2 separate regions of the Homo sapiens genome follow, and region 1 is linked to region 2. A link is an interaction called in ENCODE POLR2A ChIA-PET data of the cell type or tissue named here. Cell type or tissue: K562. All regions are shown on one strand. Links, peaks and the distances in the headings refer to the core of each region. The heading gives the core; the rest is flanking DNA. Region 1 has its middle 40 kb from the start of CLIC4. Region 2 overlaps CLIC4 (chloride intracellular channel 4).

The links. Peaks named below come from ENCODE experiments on the same cell type or tissue, not always from the same donor. Only the 100,000 strongest peaks of a DNase experiment are listed, where the experiment ranks them.
Region 1: POLR2A ChIA-PET joins it to region 2 with 6 read pairs; 4 of 35 experiments call an interaction of 5 or more read pairs at or near these places.

What each region holds. Positions count from the first base shown.
Region 1 is chr1:24,699,827-24,710,877 of GRCh38, reverse strand. No RefSeq gene overlaps it. Among named protein-coding and RNA genes, the nearest start is that of CLIC4, 40 kb to the left of the region's middle. In K562, for the core only: no CTCF peak of the experiment used is centred there; DNase peaks (open chromatin) are centred at 3,032, 5,417 and 6,087; H3K4me3 peaks cover 989 bases.
Region 2 is chr1:24,792,939-24,802,251 of GRCh38, reverse strand. It overlaps CLIC4 (chloride intracellular channel 4), which reads right to left. Exons shown (of 6, transcript NM_013943.3): 2 at 4,401-4,510. Among named protein-coding and RNA genes, the nearest start is that of CLIC4, 52 kb to the right of the region's middle. In K562, for the core only: no CTCF peak of the experiment used is centred there; no DNase peak of the experiment used is centred there.

The DNA.
Region 1 (11,051 bases), core at 1,225-9,224, 91 kb after region 2:
CCCCATCTCTACTAAAAATACAAAAATTAGCCAAGCATGGTGGCAAATGCCTGTAATTCCAGCTACTTGGGATGCTGAGGCAGGAGAATCACTTAAACTGGGGAGGTGGAAGTTGTGGTGAGCCGAGATCACGCCATTGCACTCCAGCCTAGGCAACAAGAGTAAAAATTCGTCTCAAAAAAAAAAAAATACAAAAATTAGCCGGGCGTGGTGGCAGGCGCCTGTAATCCCAGCTACTCAGGAGGCTGAGGCAGGAGAATAGCTTGAAACCAGAAGGTGGAGGTTGCAATGTGCCAAGATTGCACCACTGCACTCCAGCCTAGGCAAAAGAGCGAAACTCCATCTTAAAAAAAAAAAGAGAACATGGGCCGAAACTTCTAGCAAGAATTCTTCTTTTTTATTATCCATCAGCAGACTTTGGCATTTACAGAAAACATTTTACAAATGTAACCGGGTACAGTGGCTCATGCCTATAATCCCAGCACTTTGGGAGGCCAAGGTGGGAGGATTGCTTGAGCCCAGGAGTTTGAGACCAGCCTAAGCAACACAGCAAGATCCCATTTCTACAAAAAATACAAAAATTGGCTGGGTGTGGTGGCGCTCGCCTGTGGTCCCAGCTACTCAGGAAGCTGAGGTGGGAGCATGGCTTGAGCCCAGGAGGTTGAGGCTGCAGTGAGTCATGATCGTGCCACTGTACTCCAACCTGGGTGACAGAGTGAGATCTTGTCTCAAAAAAGAAAAGAAAAGAAAAACAACAACAAAAAATCCCCAAAAATCAAATGCAACAGTGTGTTCTAATTGGTCTTGTCATTTTCCTCCAAATCTGTTCTTCCTCTTTGTCTCCTCCAATTTCAACTCATGCTGTCATAGAGGACAAGCTGCCTAAGCTGGAAATATTCAAGTCATAGTTGACACCTTTCTCTCTCTGACTTGGACAGTCCCTGGTCCAACTCCTCAAGGTCACAGCAGAGACTTTATCTAACATCAAGCTCATCCAGATGTTGATCTCTGTCATCTAACAAGTGTTACAGCTCACTGAGGCCCTTTTATGCTTTAAGATTTTATGAAAAATCGGCTCTAATATCTCACCCCACTGTAATGGGCTTCATGGCTTGTCTGCTGTTTCAGTTAAAACCATTGCAGCAAAATGAATCAGCTGAAACTTAGTGGCTTAAAGCAACATCATTTTGGCCAGGTGCGGTGGCTCACGCCTGTAATCCCAGCACTTTGGGAGGCCGAGGCGGGTGGATCACCTGAGGTCAGGAGTTTGAGACCAGCCTGGCCAACCTGGTGAAACCCCGCCTCTATTAAAATATGAAAATTAGCCGGGCATGGTGGTGGGCACCTGTAATCCCAGCTATTTGGGAGGCTGAGGCAGCAGAATCACTTGAACCTGGGAGGCGGAGGTTGCAGTGAGCCGAGATCACACCATTGCACTCCAATCTGGGGGACAGAGCAAGACTCTGTCTCAAAAAAGGAAAAAAAATGTATGTATATATATATCATTACTTCTCATAGTTCTACAGGTTGTGCACAAATCCACAGGATTTTTCACGTGGTTGCAGTCAGTTGGTGAATGGGGTTGGAGTGATCTAGAGGTTTTCTTACTCACATGTCTGGCAATTAACGCTGGTTATCAACTGGGAACTCGGTTGGGGCTATTGGCCAGAACACCTACATATGGCCTGTTAATGTGGCCTGGGCACAGTTTAGCAACTGGATTCCAAGAATAAGTGTCCCAAGAAATAGGAAGTGAAACCAACCAGTTTCTTAAGATTTGGGTCACTTCCATCATACTCCATTAGTCAAAATAGTCATAGAGCCCATATTCAAGGGGATGGCATACAAAACCCCACATGTAGGCCGGGCACAGTGGCTCACATCTGTAATCCCAGCACTTCAGGAGGCTGAGGCAGGAGGATCACTTGAGCCCAGGAGTTCAAGAGCAGCCTAGGTGACATGGTGAGACCTTGTCTCTACAAAAAAATTTTAAATTTCTTTTTTTTTTTGTTTTTTGAGACGGAGTCTCGCTCTGTCACCCAAGCTGGAGTGCAGTGGTGTGATCTCAGCTCACTGCAACCTCCGCCTCCCGGATTCAAGCAATTCTCCTGCCTCAGCCTCCCGAGTAGCTGGGATTACAGGCATGTGCCACCACGCCTGGCTAATTTTTTTGTATTTTTTTTAGTAGAGACGGGGTTTCACCATATTGGCCAGGCTGGTCTCGAACTCCTGACCTTGTGATCCACCCGCCTCGACCTCCCAAAGTCCTGGGATTACAGGCATGAGCCACCACGCCTGGCCACAAAAAATTTTTTAAAAATTAGCCAGGGATGGTGGTGCATGCCTATAGTCTCAACTACTTGGGATGCTGAGGTGGGAGGACCGCTTGAGTCCAAGAAGTTGAGGTGGCAGTGAGCCATGATTGTACACTCCAGCCTGGGTGACAGAGCAAGACCCTGTCTCAAAAAGAAAAAAAAAGAAAGAAAAGAAAAAACAAAACCCCACATCTTGATGAGAGAAATGTCAAAGAATTGTGGGGCCGTGTTTTATAACCACCGCACCTCCCAATCTCTCTGGGGACTTTTGGGGAGGAGGTCCATTTCTCCTAGCCAGCCTCTACCTCTCTTCCTTCTGTATAACCTGCTGCAGCTGAATTCCATTTTTTTTTTTTTTTTTTGGGGGGATGAAGTCTCACTGTTGCCCAGGCTGGAGTGCAGCGGTGCAGTCTCGGCTCACTGCAACCTCTGCCTCCCGGGTTCAAGCAGTTCTCCTGCCTCAGCCTCCCAAGTAGCTGGGACTACAGGCATCTGTCACCATGCCTAGTAGCTATTTTTTTGTATTTTTAGTAGAGATGGGATTTCACCATGTTGGCCAGGCTGGTCTCAAACTCCTGACCTCATGATTCACCTGCCTTAGCCTCCCAAAGCACTGAGATTACAGGTGTGAGTCACCGCGTCCGGCCTGCAACTGAATTCTTGATCTCCTTCAGCTGTCAACTCCCTTGAGGGCCCTTCCACCACCACCCCCCCTCCCCCTCCACCCCCCCCCCCCCCCCCCACACACACACACACACTGGCAGCGCAGGGATAGAACATATAGCCCTTTTTGCTTGATTTTCTCCAAGGCCATGTGTCAAGATGTGGTAGACCTTTACTGATTTGTGGATGGTGGATGGGGGAGTTGCATTGCAATGCAGCTGTGTACAGACAACTTAAAACTGAACATCAGGTTCATTCTTCTCAGGAGTCCTTCAGCCATCCTGGCCCGCTGGTCCTCTTTCCTTTCCTGGCTCCCTCTGCCCACCAGGTTGCCAGACCCTCTCCCACTTTCAACCCACTCTCATCTCCTCTTTCATCTCCCCCCGCAAATTCTACTTACTTTTTTTTTTTTCAGACGGAGTCTCGTTCTGTCACCCAGGCTGTAGTGCAGTGGCATGATCTCAGCTCGTGGCAACCTCCGCCTCCCAGGTTAAAGCGATTCTCCTGCCTCAGTCTCCTGAGTAGCTGGGATTGCAAGCACCTGCTACCAGTCCCAGCTAATTTTTGTATTTTTAGTAGAGACAGAGTTTCACCATGTTGGTCTGGCTGGTCTCGAACTCCTGACCTTGTGATCCACCCATCTTGGCCTCCTGAAGTGCTGAGGTTACAAGCGTGAGCCACAGCTCCTGGCCTCTACTTGCTTCTTAATCCTGAACAACTAATTTCTCTGTCTCCTCTCCTTCCCAGTGCATTCCAGCCTCAGCAAGCCATTCTCTTTCCACAAATATAATGTCCTTTCAGCCAAGAAAAATGTTAAAACATGGCCAGGCAATGGTGGCTCATGCTTGTAATCCCAACACTCTGGGAGGTTGAGGCAGGCAGAAGGATTGCTTGAGCCCAGGAGTTTGAGACCAGCCTTGGCAACACCGTGAGACCTTGTCTCTACAAAAAAAATACAAAAATATTACCCGGGTGTGGTGGCACATGCCTGTAGTCCCAGCTACTTGGGAGGCTGAGGCAGGAGGATTGCTTGAGCCCAGGAGTCAAGGCTACAGCAAGCTGTGTTTGTGCCGCTGCACTCCAGCCTGGGTGACAGAATGAGACCCTGTGTCACACACACACACACAAACACACACGCACAATGTGTTTGGGAAATGCTGGATTAAAGTGAAGCAGGCCTCCTCTGATTACAGCGCCTTCAAATGGTGCTTTCTGTGCTAAAGGCAATGCTCTTACCTGTTCTCTGCTGTACTGTAGCCATTAACCCCGTGTGTCTATTGAGCACTTGAAATGTGGCTAGTGAGACCGAATAACTGAGTTTCAAATTTTATTTATGTTTAATTTAAATAGTCCCATGTGTTTAGTGGCTACCATATTGGACAGCACAGTTTCAGTGCCTGTAATATTCTGAAAGTTGTTAAATGGCTTTTCCCAAAATGTTTGGCCAAAGATATTCTTTTTTTCTGTGAGTCTCGCTCTGTCGCCCAGGCTGGAGTGCAGTGGCACAATGTGGGCTCACTGCAACCTCTGCCTCCCAGGTTTAAGCGATTCTCCTGCCTCAGCCTCCTGAGTAGCCGGGATTACGGGCGCCCACCACCACGCCCAGCTAACTTTTTGTATTTTTAGTAGAGACGGGTTTTCACCATGTTGCCCAGGATGGTCTTGAACTCCTGAGCTCAGGTGATCCACCCACCTCAGCCTCCCAAAGTGCTAGGATTACAGGCGTGAGCCACCGCACCTGGCTCCAAAGATACTCTTTCTCTGTGTGGCGTGCTGTTAGTTTCAGTTTGGGAAATGCTCCTCTAGTCCAATCCTCATTGGACAGATGGGGAAACCGAGTCCGAGAGAGGGAAAGGGGCTTCTCAAGGTCACACAGCAAGTTAGACGCACAGCAGAGGCTTGAACTCAGGTTCTTCTCTCCTAGTCCAGCTCCGCCTCTCTGGTCTGTTGACAGCTTTAAGGACTGAAGCCAAACAGAAAGGCAGACACTGATGTTTGTTTAGTGCTCGCTGTGTAGCAGGAGCTCGCAGATACATTAACTCCTTTCATAACCCTGTGAAGTGGGAATTGAGTAGCACAAATATGCACATGGGGAAACGGAGGCCCAAGGAGCTAAGGGACTTGCCGAAAGCACCGTAGGTGGTCATCACTTAGAATTAGAGATGTGTCCAAAATGAGCAAGCAGCAGGAAAAAGGTGGGGAAGCCACAGGAAGGAGAAGAACAGGCTTCAGTAAACAATGAACAAAGAATAGGGGCGGGAGTAGGAGCACACGAAACTGGCACCAGCCCAGAGAAGAATCAGGGTAAGCAAAGAAAATGTTTGCAAAAACCAAAGCCCAAAGGGCCCCTAACCACCACTGCCCAGGAATGGGCGGGTCCCTGGATCTCAGGCAGCCACTTTATAGGCTAGTGTGAATGGGGGAGGGCGGAGGCCGCTGGTGCGAAAGCTCTGCCCAGTAGGGGCAGTCCTGACAAATTGGTGAGTGGGAGAACCAATCAGTTCCTCTCTTTTATGGGGTTTGGATTTACAAGGTTTAAAAATTGTTTCTAGGCCGGAGCGCTGGCTCATTCCTGTAATCCCAGCCCTTTAGGAGGCTGAGGCGGGAGACTCACTTGAGCCTGGGAGTTTGAGACTAGCCTGGGCAACATAGTGAGACCCGTCTCTACAAAAAAATTTAAAAATTATCTGGGCATGGTGGCATCTGCCTGTAGTCCCAGCCACTTGGGAGACTGAAGTGGGAGGATCACCTACCTGAGCCTGGGGAAGTCGAGGCTGCAGTGAGCTGAGATCAAACCACTGCGCTCCAGCCTGGGTGACAAAGCGAGACCCTGTCTCAAAAAAAAAAAAAAAAAAAAAATTGTTTATAGCAGCCAAAGAAGCAAACCGAGGGAATGATTGGTTTGTACTGACTGAAACTGGCATTAATTGCTGCAGCCACAGACATGAGCAGATGAGCAACGGCTAGTTCAGAAGGAGAAAGGATGACTTAAGAGCCCTCTAACAATAATGAATAATGAGGGACAATGGATGACGTCGTGTTTGTGTGGGTAGCCTAACAGCCTCATCCTGGGAGAGATTCAAGACCTCTTGTCTGGGAAGACGGGGGGAGGCGGCGGGAGGGGGCGGGTTGAAAGGAATTAGACAAGCTGCTGGGCCTGGGCAGGCCTCATTTCTTCCCACCCTCCACAACCACACCCCTCTCTGAGTCTGCCCCCACAGCCCTGAGTGGTGGGCGGTGGCCCCTAGACCCCCACGGCTCCCAAGACCAGCCAGCCAGTCAGGTTCCCTCTGCTGAGAATGTGTGATTGAGATCCAGACACCCAGTCTCTGTTGGGTGTTTGAACCAAGAGGACCTATAAAGCTGGGCCTGGGACAGCCAGGGGCTGGGAGAAAGTTCTGAGCAGGGAAGAGAAGAAGAAAGTGGATGTGCAGACCAGAGGGATGGGGCGATGGCGGGTAATGTCATTTTTTTTTCTTTTTCTTTTTCTTTCTTTTTTTTTTTTTTGAGATGGAGTCTTGCTCTATCACCCAGGCTGGAGTGCAGTGGCGCAATCTCAGCTCACTGCAACCTCCGCCTCCTGGGTTCAAGTGATTCTCCTGCTTCAGCCTCCCAAGTAGCTGGGATTACAGGTGCCCGCCACCACGCCCAGCTAATTTTTGTATTTTAGTAGAGACGGGATTTCATAATGTTGGCCAGGCTGGTCTCCAATTCCTGACCTCAAGTGATCCACCTGCCTTGGCCTCCCAAAGTGCTGGGATTATAGGTGTGAGCCACTGTGTCCAACCCGTAATGTCATTTTTTTTTTTTTTTTGAGACAGAGTCTCACTCTGTCACCTAGGCTGGAGTGCAGTGGCGTGATCTTGGCTCACTGCAACCTCCACCTCCTGGGTTCAAGCAATTCCCTGCCTCAGCCTCTCGAGTAGCTGGGATTACAGGCACCCACCACCACGCCAAGCTAATTTTTGTTTTTTCGTTGTTTTTTTTTTTTGAGACGGAGTCTCACTCTGTCGCCCAGGCTGGAGTGCAGTGGCGCAATCTCGGCTCAGTGCAAGCTCCACCTCCTGGGTTCACGCCATTCTCCCGCCTCAGCCTCCCAAGTAGCTGGGACTACAGGCGACTGCCACCATGCCCGGCTAAGTTCTTGTATTTTTAGTACAGAGAGGGTTTCACCATTCACAGGATGGTCTCGATCTCCTGACCTTGTGATCCGCCCGCCTCGGCCTCCCAAAGTGCTGGGATTACAGGTGTGAGCCACCACGCCCGGCCTAATTTTTGTATTTTTATTAGAGACCGGGTTTCACCATCTTGGCCAGGCTGGTCTTGAACTCCTGACCTCGTGATCCACCTGCCTTGGCCTCCCAAAGTGCTGGGATTACAGGTGTGAGCCACCGCACCCGGCCCATAATGTCATTTAAAAAAAAAACTTTCTGTGTTTGTTTCTGGCCCGTTTGGGAGCACTGGCTGAGTTTCCTGCCCTTGGGTTGCACAGGGATCCTGCCAGTAAATTCCCCCTTCCCCATTTATGCTTAAACAGAGTGAATGGGTTCTGCTGCCCTTGTAACTAAAGTGAGGCATGCGTGTGTGTGTGTCTAGGTATTGGGGGAAATGGATTAAATGCTGTGTGCCTACGAGAGCCTGTTTTCCTTGTGAGGGTATATCCTTGATTGTGGACTCTTTACTCTGAGCCCCCCAGTCTTCCCATTTGACTTGAGGGGTTGGAGGAGAAGAGGCTTTGTTCCCGACAGCCAGCTTTCTATTGTATGAGCCTTTGCCCCTGTGCAATGCTAAGTGCCTTGGAAAAACCACATTCATTCATGAGTCAGTCATTCTACAAATATTTACTGAGTACCTACTATGTGCCAAGCATTGTTTTGGGAGATGGAATGAAGCAGTGAATAAGACAGACAAAAACAAAATATTTTATGCATGCCTCAGTTTCCCTGTCTGGAAAATGAGCATTTTTGGAGCATTGGACCAAAAACTCTTTGAGGTGCCTCTGGGCTGTCAGCGCATGTGGTTTGCTGAGCTGTCCTGCGAGCACTTGTTGCCCATCAAACCTGAATCTGTACTTCAGGCTCCTGGAGGGGGCTGAGCAGGAGACTGGGAACTCGAGAGGCACGGTGGGTGGGTAGTGATGGTTCCTGGGCTCATGTTGCAGGTTCAGCTGGGCCTGCCAGCTGGCCTGGCCCCAGCCCCATTCCCAGCTAGTGGGCCTCTCAAACAGCTGGCCTTCGCCTGTTGCTACTCAACTCTCTCTGTTTGGCTGGGGACTGCCCCACCTGTCCTTTGACTCACCAGTCTGGGCTTCCCGCTTGACCTGGCATGATGGGATCCTGGAATACCAGGCAGGGTTCAAATACCAGCACCACCACTTTCTGGCTGTGTAGCCTCAGGCAAGCTTCTTATTCTCTGTGCCTCTGTGTCTTCCTCTGTAAAATGGAGATTTTAATAGCATCTGATGGCTGGGCATGGTGGCTTATGCCTGTAATCTCAGCACTTTGCGAGGCTGAGGCGGGCAGGTCACTTGAGGCCAGGAGTTCAAGACCAGCCTGGGCAACATGGTGAAACCCTGTCCCTGCTAAAAATAGAAAAATAAGCCGAGCATGGTGGCGGGCACATGTAATCCCAGCTACTCAGGAGGCTGAGGCAGGAGAGTCACTTGAACCCAGGAGGTGAAGGTTGCAGTGAGCCGAGATCACACCACTGCATTCCAGCCTAGATGACAGAGTGAGATTCTGTCTCAAAAAAAAAATAAAATAAAATAACCATCTGACCTCATAGGTGATGGGATATGTGGGGGCACATAAAGTGTTCAATGTGAGAATTACTAACATTATTTACACAGACTTCTGGGGTTGGTAAGAAGCCTCCTAGATTCTATAATATGAGCCTCAATTTTCTCCTCTATGAAATTGGGATAATAGACTGGGCACAGTGGTTCACACCTGTCATCCCAGCACTTTTGGAGGCCGAGGCAGGCTGATCACCTGAGGTCAAGAGTTTGAGACCAGCCTGGCCAACATGGTGAAACCCCGTCTCTACTAAAAATACAAAAATTAGCCAGGTATGGTGGCGGGCACCTATAATCTCAGCTACTTGGGAGGCTGAGGCAGGAGAATAGCTTGAACCTGCCAGGCAGAGGTTGCAGTGAGCCGAGGTTGCACCAATGCACTCCAGCCTGGGTGACACAGTGAGACTCCATCTCAAAAACAAAACAAAACAAACAAACAAAAAGAAATGGGGATAATAAAGAGAGGGGAATAACAGGGCCAGGCCTGTCTTAGGGCCCAGATCCACAGATCCACCTCTAACCACGTGGACATCTTGAGCAAGTCTCTTCTGCTCTGAGGCAGACCCCTTCTTCCTTATTAGCAAAATCTGGAATCTTTTTTTTTTTTTTTTGAGATGCAGTTTTGCTCTTGTTTCCCAGGCTGGAGTACAATGGCGCCATCTCGGCTCACGGCAACCTCCGCCTCCCGGGTCCAAGCAATTCTCCTGCTTCAGCCTCCCAAGTAGCTGGGATTATAAGCGCATGCCCCCACTCCCAGCTATTTTTTTGTTGTTGTATTTTTAGTAGAGACGGGTTTCACCATGTTGGTCAGGCTGGTCTCGAACTCCTCACCTCAGGTGATCCACCCACCTAGGTCTCCCAAAGTGCTGGGATTACAGGTGTAAACCACCACGCCCCTTTTTTTTTTTTTTTTTTTTTTTTAGAGATGGGGTTTTGCTGTGTTACCAAGGCTGGAGTGCAGTGGCACAATCATAGATCAATGCAGTCTCCACTTCCTGGACTCAAGTGATCCTCCTGCCACAGCCTCCTGAGTAGCTGGGATCTCAAGTGTGAGCTGCTATGCCTGGCAAAACCTGGATGCTGTTTGTCCTCCTCTCAGCACCCCTGGCCTTCGGGAGAGCTTCTTCCCAGGAAGTGGATCTCAGCGGGTCTGGGCCACCCGAGGTGGTCTCATTTCCTTACCAAGTGATTGGTTTAGGCAATTCTGGCCAGTAAGAAATGATGGGTTCTCTTCCATCTTAAAAGGGGTGACAAGGGAGGATGGGGTTCTCTTTGTTTCTGAATGCCACTGTGGGCCCGTGGCCCCTGAAACCGCTGCAGAGCAGCCATTCTGGGGCTGAGAAGGAGGGAAGAGCTGATATGCAAAGGATGGAGCTCACCAGGAGGGAAAGAGGATGAGTCTCGAAATCCCTTCCCTGTGGAGCCCCTGGGTTAACGATCCAGAAGTTCCCAGACCTAAAATTTTGGCTTCCTTGTCAGATCAGTGTCTTCATCATTTAAGCCATTTTCAGTTGGCTTTTCTGTTACTGGAAGCTGAGAGAATCCTGCCCAAACCTCCTGAGCCCCCGTTTTCTCATCTACGAAATGGAGATGATGATTTCCACCTCACAGTGGTACTGTGGACGTGATAGGAGAGACTGAGCGAAAGGCCCAGAGATCCCTGCATAATAAGGGGACTCAGCTGGGTGCGGTGCCTCACGCCTGTAATCCCAGCACTTTGGGAGGCCAAGGCGGGTGGATCACAAGGTCAGGAGCTCAAGACCAGCTTGGCCAATACGGTGAAACCCCATCTCTACTAAAAATACAAAAATTATCCAGGTGAGGTGGCGGGCACCTGTAGTCCCAGCTACTCGGGAGGCTGAGGCAGGAGAATTGCTTGAACCCGGGAGTGGAGGGTGCAGTGAGCTGAGATCGCGCCACTGCACTCCAGGCTGAGCGACAGAGCGAAGACTCCATCTCAAAAATAAATAAATAAAAATAAGGGGGGGTCCCTCTTTCCATTCCCTGTCTGGCCAGGAACCAGATGCCCTTCAGTTGCATGACGGACTCACTTCCTGCTGCTCCTCTGTCCCCAGCTCCCCATCCTGCTTCCAAGTCTTGACCAGGTGCGTCCTGTGGCCCAGCACCATGGGAACCACCACAAGCATGAACCTCAGCCACACAAGGGGTCAAAGCAAGCCAAGGAACCAGTGCTGGTTCTCGTGACGAGTGTGCGGTGGTCCTGAGCCTGGGCCTGGAGGCAGCCAGACCTTGGGTCTGAATCATGGCTCTGCTGTGGC
Region 2 (9,313 bases), core at 1,314-9,313:
AACTCTGAAATAGCTATAATGGGTTTACTTCCTTTTCTGACCCAGATTCCCATGTTTATGGCACTATTACTGGTATGTATCACAATTAAAGCACTGTATTAAACTATTCAATGACAGCTTTTTCAAAGAATGGCAGTCAACTCACTTGCTCCAAGCCAAAAATGGAATAGGAGAAATTCATGTATTTTAGGACACAGTAAGGGTGTGTGCCTGGTGGCACACTCTATTTTTAGGAGTTATATTGGGAAACTTGCTTTGTGTACACATGTATAAAAAAAAAACAGTAATAGAAGGGTAACTACATGACTTATTTCATTCTTACATCTCTGCCCAACATGAATAAGGTAATGTCTTCCCAAGAGCTTGTAGTTTTAACTCACTATTCCCAAAGGCTTATTTCTACATTTATATACATAACTAAAGGGGTTCCTTGATGACTTTATGGCTTATGTTCAATAAATTTTAAAGTCTGTAAAATTTCAAATATATGCACTAGCAGTAAGTAAAAATGTATTTTAAGGGAATGACAGAAATCTGAGTACACTAACCTAGAACTTGGAATGGAATTATAGCTCTCAGGTAACTATCAGCATGTGATGCTCAGAGGGATAACATAGATTAATTCTGCCACTTTATCAAGTGATAGGCTGTCAATATCTTTTCCTGGACACTGTTCATGACTTGATATATAATATGGTTTAAATTTCTGTCCTTGCCCAAATCTCATATCAAATTGTAATTTTCAATGGTGGAAGAGGGGCCTTGTGGGAGGTGACTGGATCACAAGGGCAGACTTCCCTTGCTGTTCCTGTGACAGAGAGTGAGTTCTCACAAGATCTGGTTGTTTAAAAATATGTAACACCTCCCCCTTCTCTCTTCTTCCTTCTCCGGCCATGAAAGACATGTCTGCTTCCCCTTTGACTTCTATCATACTTGTAAGTCTCCTGAGGCCTCCCCAGACAAGTTTCCTGTACAACCTGCAGAACTGCCAGTCAATTAAACCTCTTTTCTTTATGAATTACCCAGTCTCAGGTAGTTCTTTATAGCAATGTGAGAACAGACTAATAGTTTTAAAAATCAGTATAATAGCAAATCATGTTGTGACACTTGCATCAAGAGGAATCCACTGCCAAACCCTAGTTTTTCCCATTAATACAACTATTCTTTTTTTTTTTTTTAATTTATTTTTTTATTGATAATTCTTGGGTGTTTCTCACAGAGGGGGATTTGGCAGGGTCATGGGACAATAGTGGAGGGAAGGTCAGCAGATAAACAAGTGAACAAAGGTCTCTGGTTTTCCTAGGCAGAGGACCCTGCGGCCTTCCGCAGTGTTTGTCCCTGATTACTTGAGATTAGGGAGTGGTGATGACTCTTAACGAGCATGCTGCCTTCAAGCATCTGTTTAGCAAAGCACATCTTGCACCACCCTTAATCCATTTAACCCTGAGTGGACACAGCACACGTTTCAGAGAGCACAGGGTTGGGGGTAAGGTCACAGACCAACAAGATCCCAAGGCAGAAGAATTTTTCTTAGTGCAGAACAAAATGAAAAGTCTCCCATGTCTACTTCTTTCTACACAGACACGGCAACCATCCGATTTCTCAATCTTCTCCCCACCTTTCCCGCCTTTCTATTCCACAAAGCCGCCATTGTCATCCTGGCCCATTCTCAATGAACTGTTGGGCACACCTCCCAGACGGGGTGGTGGCCAGGCAGAGGGGCTCCTCACTTCCCAGTAGGGGCGGCCGGGCAGAGGCGCCCCTCACCTCCCGGACGGGGCGGCTGGCCGGGCAGGGGGCTGACCCCTCCACCTCCCTCCCAGACGGGGCAGCTGGCCAGGCTGGGGGCTGACCCCCCCACCTCCCTCCCGGACGGGGCGGCTGGCCGGGTGGGGGGCTGACCCCCCCACCTCCCTCCCGGACGGGGCGGCTGGCCGGGCAGAGGGGCTCCTCACTTCCCAGTAGGGGCGGCCGGGCAGAGGCGCCCCTCACCTCCCAGACGGGGCGGCTGGCCAGGTGGGGGGGCTGACCCCCCCCCCCGGACGGGGTGGCTGGCCGGGCGGGGGGCTGACCCCCCCCACCTCCCTCCCGGACGGGGCGGCTGGCCGGGCAGAGGGGCTCCTCACTTCCCAGTAGGGGCGGCCGGGCAGAGGCGCCCCTCACCTCCCAGACGGGGCAGCTGGCCGGGCAGGGGGCTGACCCCCCCACCTCCCTCCCGGACGGGGCGGCTGGCCGGGCAGAGGGGCTCCTCACTTCCCAGTAGGGGCGGCCGGGCAGAGGCGCCCCTCACCTCCCAGACGGGGCGGCTGGCCAGGTGGGGGGGCTGACCCCCCCCCCCGGACGGGGTGGCTGGCCGGGCGGGGGGCTGACCCCCCCCACCTCCCTCCCGGACGGGGCGGCTGGCCGGGCAGAGGGGCTCCTCACTTCCCAGTAGGGGCGGCCGGGCAGAGGCGCCCCTCACCTCCCAGACGGGGCAGCTGGCCGGGCAGGGGGCTGACCCCCCCACCTCCCTCCCGGACGGGGCGGCTGGCCGGGCGGGGGGCTGACCCCCCCACCTCCCTCCCGGACGGGGCGGCTGGCCGGGCGGGGGGGCTGACCCCCCCCACCTCCCTCCCCGACGGGGCGGCTGGCCGGGCGGGGGGCTGACCCCCCCACCTCCCTCCCCGACGGGGCGGCTGGCCGGGCGGAGACGCTCCTCACTTCCCAGATGGGGGGGCTGCCGGGCGGAGACGCTCCTCACTTCCCAGATGGGGTGGCTGCCGGGTGGAGAGGCTCCTCACTTCTCAGACGGGGCAGCTGCCGGGCGGAGGGGCTTCCTCACTTCTCAGACGGGGTGGTTGCCAGGCAGAGGGTCTCCTCACTTCTCAGACGGGGCGGCCGGACAGAGACGCTCCTCACCTCCCAGACGGGGTTGCGGCCGGGCAGAGGCGCTCCTCACATCCCAGATGGGGAGGCGGGGCAGAGGCGCTCCCCACATCTCAGACGATGGGCGGCCGGGCAGAGACGCTCCTCACTTCCTAGATGTGATGGCAGCCGGGAAGAGGCGCCGCTCCTCACTTCCTAGATGGGATGGCGGCCAGGCGGAGACGCTCCTCACTTTCCAGACTAGGCAGCCAGGCAGAGGGGCTCCTCACATCCCAGACGATGCGCGGCCAGGCAGAGACACTCCTCACTTCCCAGATGGGGTGGCGGCCGGGCAGAGGCTGCAATCTCGGCACTTTGGGAGGCCAAGGCAGACGGCTGGGAGGTGGAGGTTGCAGCGAGCCGAGATCACGCCACTGCACTCCAGCCTGGGCACCATTGAGCACTGAGTGAACCAGACTCCGTCTGCAATCCCGGCACCTCGGGAGGCCGAGGCTGGCGGATCACTCGCGGTTAGGGGCTGGAGACCTGCCCGGCCAACACAGCGAAACCCCGTCTCCACCAAAACCAGTCAGGCGTGGCGGCGCGTGCCTGCAATCGCAGGCACTCGGCAGGCTGAGGCAGGAGAATCAGGCAGGGAGGTTGCAGTGAGCCGAGATGGCGGCAGTACAGTCCAGCTTCGGCTCCGCATGAGAGGGAGACCGTGGAAAGAGAGGGAGACCGTGGAAAGAGAGGGACACCGTGGGGAGAGGGAGAGGAAGAGCAATACAACTATTCTTAACCCTTGATTTAAATCTTTTGGGGAAGGGGATGTATGAATGTTCTTCACCTCAGACCTGTTTGCTAAAGGTGAATAGACATTCCTGAATAAAACAGAGCTTTCTACTCATCACGGCTCTTCTCAGCCCTCTCCACTATGGAAAATAAGCCATAAAGTCATCCAGGAGAGAAACCTACAAACAACTCTTCACTTAGCAAGAACAGACACCGGGCCACAGATAATTGCTCTTATTTTACAATACATTTAAACAAATATGATTAAAATACTTGCATTATAGCTAAAATGCTATAGAAAATTACTGTTATTCTCTGAAAAATAAATTAAATGAAATTGACAACAACGGTATTCAACCTCCTAAAAATCCTTGTCTTTGAAGATCCAGATTATAAAGATCACATGCTTAACACATTTGGGGCCAAGATGATGTCTGCTTAGAAAGCTCTTCATGACTCCATGTTTACACTGGAAAAAAGAAGTCAAGGATTTCACTGCATCCACACTAACACTTAGCTCCTAGTGCTACTCATGAAATTTAAGGTAAACATACAAAAGTTCCTAAAAAAGACTGAGTAGCCACGCAGTATACTGACAGCGTGACTTGTCCAAAATAGTTATATACAAGTTGTTTGTCCATAAACCAGCAGAACTTTAATACAATATATTTCCTTTAGAGAATATGTGCCATCAAGGTGAAAATAGGATCAAACTGAAAAGATAGTTCAGCTTAAGTTGATTGCAAACTGCGACCATGTCTTACCTTTTCAGGTCAACAGTCGTCACACTAAATACAACTCCTTTGAGCCAAAGAATCATGAAGAGCCTCTGGGAAAAGGGGCAGTTTCCTATGCTTTCACCATCACTGCCAGCCTGGAAAACAGAATTAAACATTAAAAACAAGGTCAAAGTGATGATACTCAACATGACATAACTTTTTCTGAATTTTAATCAAGAGTACAAGAAGCCAGGAAAAGTTACATTGTGGAAGGAAGAGTAGAAATTTGGGTCTTTATTATTTTGTTCTTTCATTAGCCTTTTTTTTTTTTTTTCTTTTTTTGAGACAGGGTCTCCTTCTGTCACCCAGGCTGGAGTGCAGTGGTGCGATCTCAGCTCACTGCAACCTTCACCTCCCATCTTAGCCTCCCAAGCAGCTGGAGCTACAGGCACGTACCACCATCCCGGCTAATTTTTAATAGTTTTAGTAGAGACAGGGTTTCACCATGTTATCCAGGTTGGTCTTGAACTCCTGGGCTCAAGTGATCCACCTGCCTCAGCCTCCTAAAGTGCTGGGATTACAGGCATGAGCCACTGCACCCAGCTAGCGCTAGCCTCTTTCTTTTCTTAAAAATGATCAGTCTAGGGCCAGGCGTGGTGGCACACACCTGTAATCCCAGCACTTTGGGAGGCTGAGGCAGGTGGATCACACGGTCAGGAGTTTGAGACCAGCCTGGCCAATATGGTGAAACCCCATCTCTACTAAAAATAAAAAAATTAGCCAGGTGTGGTGGTGGGTGCCTGTAGTCCCAGCTACTCAAAAGGCTGAGGCAGGAGAATCACTTGAACCCGGGACACAGAGGTTGCAGTGTGCTGAGATCGTGCCATGCACTCCAGCCTGGGCGACAGAGCGAGACTCTGTCTCAAAAAAAAAAAATAAATAAATAAATAAAATAAAAAATAAAAATGACCAGTCTAGTATAGCACTGCCCAAGAGAATTTAATGCATGATGGCGATGATCCATATTGCCAATGTCCAATATGGTAGCCACTAGCAATATGTGGCTAGGGAGTATGTAATGGGGCTAGTTCAAGTGAACTGAATTTTTTTGTTTCATTTATTTTAAATTACAGTCATGAATCACTTACTGACAGGGACACATTCTGAAAAAAATGTGCTGTTAGGCGATTCTAGCATTTTACAAGCATCACAGGGTATGCTGACACAAACCTAGATGAGATAGCCTACTACACACCTAGTCTACATGGTATAGCCTATTGCTCCTAGGCTACAAACCTGTACAGCATGTTACTGTACTGAATACTGTAGGCAAGTGGAATATAATGGTAAGTATCTGTACATCAAGACATATCTAAACATAGAAAAAGTAGAATAAAAATACGAATTATAAGCTGGGTGCAGTGGCTCACGCCTGTAATCCCAGCACTTTGGGAGGCCGAGGAGGGCAGATCACGAGGTCAGGAGTTTGAGACCAGCCTGGCCAACATGGTGAAACCCCACCTCTACTAAAATACAAAAAATTAGCTGGACGTGGTGGTACGCGCCTGCAGTCCCAGCTACTTGCGAGGCTGAGGCAGGAGAATCGCTTGAACCCGGGAGGCAGAGATTTTACTGAGCCGACATCGTGCCACTGCACTCCAGCCTAGCGAAGGAGCAAGACTCCATCTCAAAAAATAAAAATAAAAAATAAAAGCAAATTACAATCTTTTGAGACCCCTGGCATATGCAGCACATGACTACAATTTATAATTTAAAACATAAACAATATGTTTTCATAATTTAAATAGCCACATATGACTAATGGCTACTATGTTGGACAGAACAGTAATTCCTAGGGGGTACATAAACCCTTGCCTCAGGGCAAAGGCAAAGTCTGTTATGGGTTTTCTGAAATGTAAAAATCATTTTTCATTCTATCAGACAGTATTCTTCGTAAGGCAAAGTAAAAAGGGAAACTTGTAGGTGTACCCGCCTCCAAAAAAAATTCATTATAAACATCCCATATCCTGGCTGGGCGCAGTGGCTGACTCCTGTAATCCCAGCACTTTGGGAGGCCAAGGCGGGCAGATCACAAGGTCGGGAGTTTGAGACCAGCCTGACCAACATAGTGAAACTCCGTCTCTACGAAAAATACAAAAATTAGCCAGGCGTTGTGGCGCATGCCTATATCCCAGCTACCCGGGGGGCTGAGACAGGAGAATTGCTTGAACCCGGGAGGTGGAGGTTGCGGTGAGCCGAGATCGTGCCACTGCACTCCAGCCTGGGCGACAAAGTGAGACTCCATTTCAAAAATAAAAATAAATATCCTATATCCTGTTTTTTTTTTATTTTTTTTTTCAATTAGAGATAGGATCTTACTATGTTTCCCAGGCTGGTGTGCAGTGGTTACTCACAGGCACAATCACAGCATACTGCAGTTTCAAATTCGTGGACTTAAGAAATACTCCCGCCTCAGCCTCCCCAGTAGCTGAAACTACAGGCATGCACCACCATACCCGGCCCATATCCTGTTGTACACATTCCTTCAGAGAGCAAGAAAATAGCAAAAGATATATTTATAATAACCTATTTCTAATCCTACTTAATGAATGGCAATGATGAGGTAGATTTTCCTAAAATCAGAGTGGTACAAATCTTTTATAGTCCCATCATGTATGCCCCAAGGTGGTTGTTGCTATTGTTTTTAACTTTTATTTTAGGTTCAGGGGTATTATGTGCAGGTTTGTTATACAGGTAAACTCATGTCACAGGAGTTTGTTGTACAGATTATTTCATCACCCAGGTACAAAGCCTAGAGCCCAATAGTTATTTCTGATCCTCTCCCTCCTTCCATCCTCCACCCTCAAGTACAGCCCAGAAATAAGGCCACACACCTATAACCATCTGATTTTCGACAAAGCTGACAAAAACAAGCAACGTCAAAGACTCCATATTCAATCAATGGTGCTGGGATAACTGGCTAACCATATGCAGAAGATTAAAATTGGATTCCTTCCTTATACCATACACAAAAATCAACTCAAGATGGATTAAAGACTTAAATGTAAAACCCAAAACTATAAAAACCCTGGAAGACAACCTAGTCAGTGCCATTCTGGACATAGGAACTGGCAAAGATTTCATGACGAAGATGCCAAAAACAATTGCAACGAAAGTTGACAAACAGGATCTAATTAAACTTAAGAGTTTCCGCACAGCAGAAGAAACTATCAACAGAGTAAACAGACAACCTACAGAATGCAGGTTGAATGGGAGAAAATATTTGCAAAATATGCATCTGACAAAGGTCTAATATCCAGCATCCATAAGGAACTTAAACAAAATTACAAATATAAAACAACCCCATTAAAATGTGGGCAACCGACATGAAGACACTTTTCAAAAGAAGACATACATGTGGCCCAACAAGCATATGAAAAAAAGTTCAATATCACTGATCATTAGAGAAAAACAAATCAAAAGCACAGTGAGATACCATTTCACACCAGAATGGCTATTTTCAAAAAGTAAAAAAAAAAAAAAAACAGATGCTGGCAAAGTTGTAGAGAAAAGGGAACACTATACGCTGCTGGTGGGAGTGTAAATTAGTTAAACTATTGTGGAAAGCAGTGTGGCAATTCCTCAAAGAGCTAAAAACAGAACTACCATTCGACTCAGCAATCCCATTACTGGGTATATACCCAAAGGAATATAAATCATTCTACCATAAAGACACATGCATATGTATGTTCACTGCAGCACTATTCATGATAGCAAAGACATGGAATCAGCCCCAAGTTTAAAAAGGAAAGATGGACTGAAGGAAAAGGAGAGATGGGAAGGAAAGAGAGCTGGAATGCTGGAAGAGAACGTTCTGACATTGCTAGAGATCAACACAGCCTGTTGACTATGACGTCCATGGAAAGTGCCAGAAATAACTCTCCAATAAGTCATTCAAAGATGCTGGTAAAAGTACTGTTCATTATCCTAAAGTAACTCTCAAAAAATTCAGAAGCATTTCAGTAAAATGCCACATCAGTAAAAAGTCATTAATTCCTAAACTAATGGAGAGGTAAAGGGAGTTTAAAAAACAAAAACAAAAAAAGTGGGCTTATAGTGAAGATTCTAGAACCCTAATCAGACAGCATGGAACAGTTACAACAGAGCTTGGTTTAAGAAAAAAAAAAAATCCGATCATTCTTTATCAGTAACAAAATATACACAGAATTTGAGGGCAGAATGAATCATATTAATTCCTAATACTACATATAACTTGTACAAAAATGTACTTCCTAAAAAAGGCCTAGTTCTTAAATTTTACTGTGATTACAAATAACCTAAGGAAAACATTTAAAATGAAGACCCCAGGGCCTCATATCTAGAGATTCTGATTCAGCAGAACTCCCGGGTTGGGGCCCAGGAATCCTTATTTTGTTATAGGCACTCAAGGAGATTCTGAAGTAAGGCACCTGCCTGCTGGATACATTAAGAAACACTGGTGTGGGAAGGTTAGGATGATATTTGATTCTCAGAACCCAAGTCAATTTACAGCACTAACTCATCCTACTATATAACAAACTGGTGCCCAAAGTTGCCTTTTTGAAGATACTGACCATTAATAGCATGGAACACTGATAACACACAAGTGGATTTACTACAGACAAGAAAATGTTAATACACTACCTTTCCAATTAGCCTGATAATCCAAATTTGAGATTTACTGAAAAAAAAAAAAAAACAACAGTAATTTGGTACACAAAGAACTAGTCTGACTCAAGGCCTTTATCCTCCTCCACTTAATCTATAAAATTAACTAAAATTTCCCAAGCTGCCTGTCAAAGCAGTGTTAAAATCATTAAGTTGGTAAACGAGACATAATAAAGATATTACATGTAGGAACTTAGAAACACGTTAAACTAAAAGCAGGCTAAAGATGAATGGGGACTGGCTACAGATCA